2 separate regions of the Homo sapiens genome follow, and region 1 is linked to region 2. The links are chromatin loops, found by intact Hi-C in ENCODE. Cell type or tissue: GM12878. All regions are shown on one strand. Links, peaks and the distances in the headings refer to the core of each region. The heading gives the core; the rest is flanking DNA. Region 1 has its middle 19 kb from the start of ANKRD28. Region 2 overlaps LOC107986064 (a long non-coding RNA gene).

Region 1 (2,927 bases), core at 204-2,703, 150 kb after region 2:
AATATTGAGTCTTCCCAACCATGAGCATGGTACAGTAGTTTCCCATTATCCACTGTTTTGGTTTCTATAGCTTGAAACACCTGCAGTCAATTATGGTCCAAAAATATTAAAGTATCTTGTGAGAGACCACATTCATCTCACTTTCATTTTACAGTGTGTTGTTAAAATTGTTCTATTTTATTATTAGTTGTTACTAATCTCTTATTTTACCTAATTTATCAGTTAAACTTTATCATAGGGTATGTATGTACAGGTTGAGTATTCCTAGTCTGAAATGCTTGGGACTAGATGTGTTTGTGATTTTGGAATATTTGCATAAATGTAATGAGAGATCTTGGAGATGGGACCCAAGTCTAAACACGAAATTCATTTGTTTCATATACATCTTATACGTGTAACCCAAAGGTAATTTTGTAAACTATTTTAAATTTGTGCATGAAACAAAGTTTCTGTTAAGTACTTATTTGTGGAATTTTCCACTTGTGGCGTCATATGAGCACTCAAAAAGTTTCAGAGTTTACAGCATTTCAGATTTTGAATTGCCAGATTAAGAATGTTCAACCTGTGTCGGACAAAACATAGTATATATAGGGTTCAGCACTACCTGAGATGTTTGGGCTTCCGTGGAGTGAGGGAGGGGTGGCATATATCCTCTGTGGATAACGGGGGAGCTCCTGTATCTGTTTTCTTTACGTTGTCTCTGATGTCTTTCATCAGTATTTTGTGATTTTCAGCATACATAATCTGTACATATTTTGTTGAATTTATACCTTAGTATTTTTGAGTTTTGGGGTATTATTATAAATGGTACTGCTTTTTGTTTTGATTTCCAGTTGTTCATTGGTAGTATGTAGAAACAGCAATGGTAATCTATGACTTTGCTAAACTTATTAATTCTAGGCATTTTTTAATAGATTCCATGGAATCTTCTATAAAGACAATCATGTTGTCTGTGAATGCAAGCACTTTTATTTCTTCCCTTCCAAACTATATATCCCTTATTCCTTCTACCCTTATGGCAGTGCTCTTTCTTTCAATATGATATTAAGTAAGAGTGATTAAGAGCAGGCATTCTTGCTTGTATCTCATCTTAGGAAGAAATTAGTGGTTTCCTGGTAATTTTATATTTATTTAAATATATAAATCTCAGTATAGCGATCACTTAGCAAAGGAATCTTAGTTAATTTTATTTACTAGGTTGCCCTCCAGTTTTCCTCATAGGATTCATCAACTGGTATATCTTGTGATTCCTAAGGAACTGTATGTCTGTCTGTCTCCCTCTGTCACAGATACACACAACAAACTTTTAGGAGAGCACTTATTGCACTGCTTTGTAGTTTACTTTTTATTTCTCTTTTCCCTTATTAGAAGGTGAGTACTTAGAGCAATAAGAAATGGTGCCTACCGGTAGCTCTAGGAACTTAATGTTGTGAGCAATTGATATTAGGTTGGACCATATGAAATTGCCGATGTTAGTTTATAACCTATAAAATTTTCTATCTAGTTGGGACAAAAACAAAATAACAAGGAAAAAAAAACCATGGTACTTCTACTGACAAGATAAAATCATCAGTATGTGAAATGTTTGTGCGTGAGAAATTGTTCATCACTGTTACATGTTAAGGAAAATCGTAGAGTGGACATACTGATGAAATGAGTGAGACACAGCCCCTACCTTAAACGATGCTCACTCTGTGGAAGACTGGGCCTTTACAGTATTCAGATGTGTGCTTTTGTTTGGGTTTCTTTTGGTTTTGGTTTTGTTTTCTTACAGAGACAGGGTTTTGCTGTGTTGTCCAGGCTGGTCTCCAACTCCTGAGCTGAAGTGATCCTCTCACTTTGGCCTCCCAAAGTGCTGGGATTACAGGCATGAGCCACTGTGGCTACCTCCCTCCTCTTTTTTAATAGAGATGGGTTTTCAGATGTGTTTTAACTCTATGATTAATCTATGCACAACCTATGCACATATTTACTCTCAGTTTGGATTTACTCATTATCCTAGCTTCCTATCTCTCAGTGTCTTGGATTATAAGACACTTTGGCAATAACTTCTATATATAAATTGAGACGATTGACATACTTTGATAATTTTATATGAAAAGATGCTCTTATACATTTTTCAGTTTCATGTAACTTAAATGTTTGTTAGTTAGCATCTAGTGGGTTAAATAGTGTAGTAAAATAAAGGGCACCAAACACTTTTCCTTTTGAAGCAACTTTATAGAACAGAAAGACTTTAAAGCAGTCATAGTCATAGCAGGAAAAATAAAACTTTCTTACTTGAATATTTCTGTGTAGTGTTTTTTAAATTGTAAATTATAGGTGAAGAGACACTGTAGTATTTTTTATCCTTAGGCTGTTAACTTAAGCTGGTCTTAATAACCCCATATTACAAATCAGGGAAAAGGAAATACATGAGAGATTTTGTGTAAGTTTCATGAAACCTGAAACTATTCTTGTGTTTACTGCTATATTCCGTGCATTTAGCATATAAATAGTTATTAACAAACAATTATTGAGTAAATATTTGTGGAGGTAGGAGGCTAGGCTAGGTGGATTTGGTTAAAGTAAGAAAATTTAATTTTTCTATAAGATATGTAAATTTTAGTTAATACAATGAAAATCATTGCAATTACATGTTGCCTGATAAGCATCAAGAGCCACATAGTTTTTGAGGCAGTTTGATTTGGTAAATGCCATAGTAACAGAAGGCGGTTTTCAATCAGTCAGAAATACGCTCGTGATATTGTTTTGAGCTTGACTATTAATATAACAAGATTAAAACATAATTATGAAAACCTGTAAAGCCTCTTCTATTTGAAACCTTTGTTTAAAATACATGACTCAGGGAAGACATTAACTTTTTAAATGGACGTACTCAAGAAATTAATTTTCTTTGGTATTTGCTGCCACCATATGGCAGACTA
Region 2 (2,927 bases), core at 329-2,828:
ATTTTTCTTTATATAGCACTTTCCATCTAACAAATTATTTATGATTGTTTGTGGATTGTGTGTCTCTGCCCACTGAAGCAGGGAATTTGGTTTTGTCCATAGCTCTATGTACACAGTGCTAGTGTTTAGCACACAGTGTGAGTTCAATAAAATTTGCTAAGGAATTTGGTCTGAGTGCTAAGTCCTGTGCCAGACACTGATGATGCCTTTGGAAAGTTCCAATCTAGTGGAGAAGTTAGACAAGTAGAAAAACAATTATAACACAATGTGACAAGTGCTGTAATTGAGCATAGCTGTCAACTGATGTGAGCAACCTAGGCTGCCTGGACAAAGCTTCAGAGAGCATGTATAAGCGACTGACTCTCTGGGGAGCCCTGGAACAAGTGAACCACAGACTGATCTGGGCAGGCAGGCAGGTAACAACAGAAGTCTCTAGGATATCAGGGTCAAAAGGATAATGAGAGAGAGGAGGCCAGGCATGCCTTAAGATCCAGCACTGCCCGTCTGGAAACGTATTCCTCAGAACATTAGCTGGCATGAATGTACAAAGATTTAGGTACATGGAGTGGGTGGGGAGGCGGTCACAGCCACATTGTTTACAATAGCCAAAAAAAAAATAATAATAATAATAAGGAGCAACATGAACATTGATCCGGAGGAAAAGAGCTGAATAAACAAAGGAACTCCCATACTTCGGCGTAATGACACTTTTTTTTTTTTTGACACTCATTCTGTTGCTCAGGCTAGAGTACAGTGGCACAATCACAGCTCACTGCAGCTTCAAACTCCTGGGCTCAAGCCATCCTCCTGCTTCAGCCTCCTGAGTAACTGGGACTACAGGTGTGTGCCACCATGCCCAGCTAATTTTTTAGTTATGGTTTCGTAGAAAGGAGTCTCACTATGTTTCCCAGGCTGGTCTTGTACTTACTGCTGGATTCAAGCAATCCTCCCCGCTCAGCCTCCAAAACTGTTGGGATTATAGACGTGAGTCCACCCACTGACACTATTAAAAAGAGATCAATCTATATGTACTGACATGTAATAATATGCATGATATATTAATGAAAAAGATTACAGAACTATATGAACATGTTGATACCCATTTTGTTCAAATATATATGCACATGTGTTTACATAAACATGGAAAATCATCTAGAAGGAAACTGAACTGCTCAACTGTTAATGGTGGGACTGGGGGATTGAAATAGATAAGGGAAGGCTTTTGCTTTTTGGTATTATTTGAATTTGTCACAACCAACATGGACTAACTTTCAAAGGAAAGAATCCAAGGAACTTATGGTCATCAAGCATCAGGGACGTGCTGGTAATTGATCAAAGCAGCTCATGGGGGTTAAAGCAAACAAGAGATAGGAGTTAAGTAGGTGAACTAATTCAAGACAAGGTCACTGGCAGGACGGTGGAGAGAGGCAGAAACATAAATGACCTGACTCCTGGAAAAGCACTGTTGACCCTTTGGCCTAGTGGCTACTTCCTACAGGTTTTAGGAGTGTTCAGACGCCTTGGCAATTGGAGCCACCTGCAGTTATACTGGGACTCTGATGGGTACAGGAATAGCAGAGTTAAGATGATGATGATGTTCTCATAAGGCAAGCCAAAGCCTTCTTGCTTTATCTAACCCAGCCCTTCCTTTATATATCCCTGGAAAAAAGACGTAGCATCTCGCCTTTTGTCTTTCTTTGCTCCATGCAAGACCTCTCAGAGACTTTAGTAAGCTTTCTGTTCTGTTTGCAGTGGAAGCTCCACAAGGAGAAGCCATATGCAACATTTCCCAACAATATTGGACCACAGAGCACACCTTTGTTAATATATTTTAATTGCCATCAAGTTTTAGTTATACAAATATTAGTGGATGATTTCTCCTTGTAAAGAACTCCAGGCTAACCTCTTGGAGGGAAAAGAACATGGAACAAAAGATGAAACTCTACATGAAGAGAGAAGCCACATGGAGGAAGTCTGAGAAACTCCAGCCGACACACAGCACCAAGGCCCCAGCCTTGAGGGTGAGGCCATCTTGGACCCACCAGCCCAGCTGAACGCAGACACATGAGTGAGCCAGAGACAAGCCATCCCCACCAAGCCTTGCCTGAAGTCTTGACCCAGAGAATCATGAACAATAACTGGTTGTTTTAAGCCACTATTTTAGGGTGGGTCTTTACATAGCTATAGATAACTGATACATTTCCCATCCTCTCCTCAGTGTCAGTCTCCCTCTCCATGAAGAAAACATTATCTTGAAGATGGTTTTTATTGTGATTTTGCTTGTTTTAAGCAGTTTTGTCAGGTATGTATATATCCATACACAATCCATTTTATAATTTTAAGCTGTATTTGAGCTTTCTAAATATGGAACCATGCTACATGTAGGGAGAACAAAATTGTGGAATGTTCCTCCACTGAATAATTACCATAGTGAAAATGATGTTGCTACACACGATACCATGGATGGATCAAACGCAGAGGCATAGTGTTATATTGAAAATGGCAGTTGGGGCCGGGTGCGGTGGCTCACATCTGTAATCCCAGCACTCTGGGAGGCCCAGGCGGGTGGATCACGAGGTCAGGAGATCAAGACCATCCTGACCAACATGGCAAAACCCCGTCTCTACTAAAAATACAAAAAATTAGCTGGGCGTGGTGGTGTACACCTGTAGTCCCAGCTATTCAGGAGGCTGTGGCAGGAGAATTCCTCTAACCCAGGAGGTGGAGGTTTCAGAGAGCCGAAATCGCGCCACAGCACTCCAGCCTGGTGACAGAGCGAGACTCTGTCTCAGGAAAAAAGAAAGAAAGAAAATGGCATTTGGGTCAGGCACGGTGGCTCACAACTGTAATCCCAGCACTTCAGGAGGCCAAGGCGAGCGGATCACTTGAGGTCAGGGGTTTTGAGACAAGCCTGGCCAACATGGCAA

The links. A loop is a pair of places that touch in the nucleus more often than their neighbours do. Peaks named below come from ENCODE experiments on the same cell type or tissue, not always from the same donor. Only the 100,000 strongest peaks of a DNase experiment are listed, where the experiment ranks them.
Region 1: a loop joins it to region 2, with 5 times the contacts of the local background. A loop is called at or near these places in 6 of 110 quality-filtered maps.

Annotation. Positions count from the first base shown.
Region 1 is chr3:15,815,876-15,818,802 of GRCh38, reverse strand. It overlaps a transcript of ANKRD28 not described here. Among named protein-coding and RNA genes, the nearest start is that of ANKRD28, 19 kb to the right of the region's middle. In GM12878, for the core only: no CTCF peak of the experiment used is centred there; no DNase peak of the experiment used is centred there; H3K4me3 peaks cover 758 bases; H3K27ac peaks cover 1,709 bases.
Region 2 is chr3:15,966,253-15,969,179 of GRCh38, reverse strand. The region is part of intron 8 of LOC107986064 (a long non-coding RNA gene); the gene reads right to left. Among named protein-coding and RNA genes, the nearest start is that of MIR563, 94 kb to the right of the region's middle. In GM12878, for the core only: no CTCF peak of the experiment used is centred there; no DNase peak of the experiment used is centred there.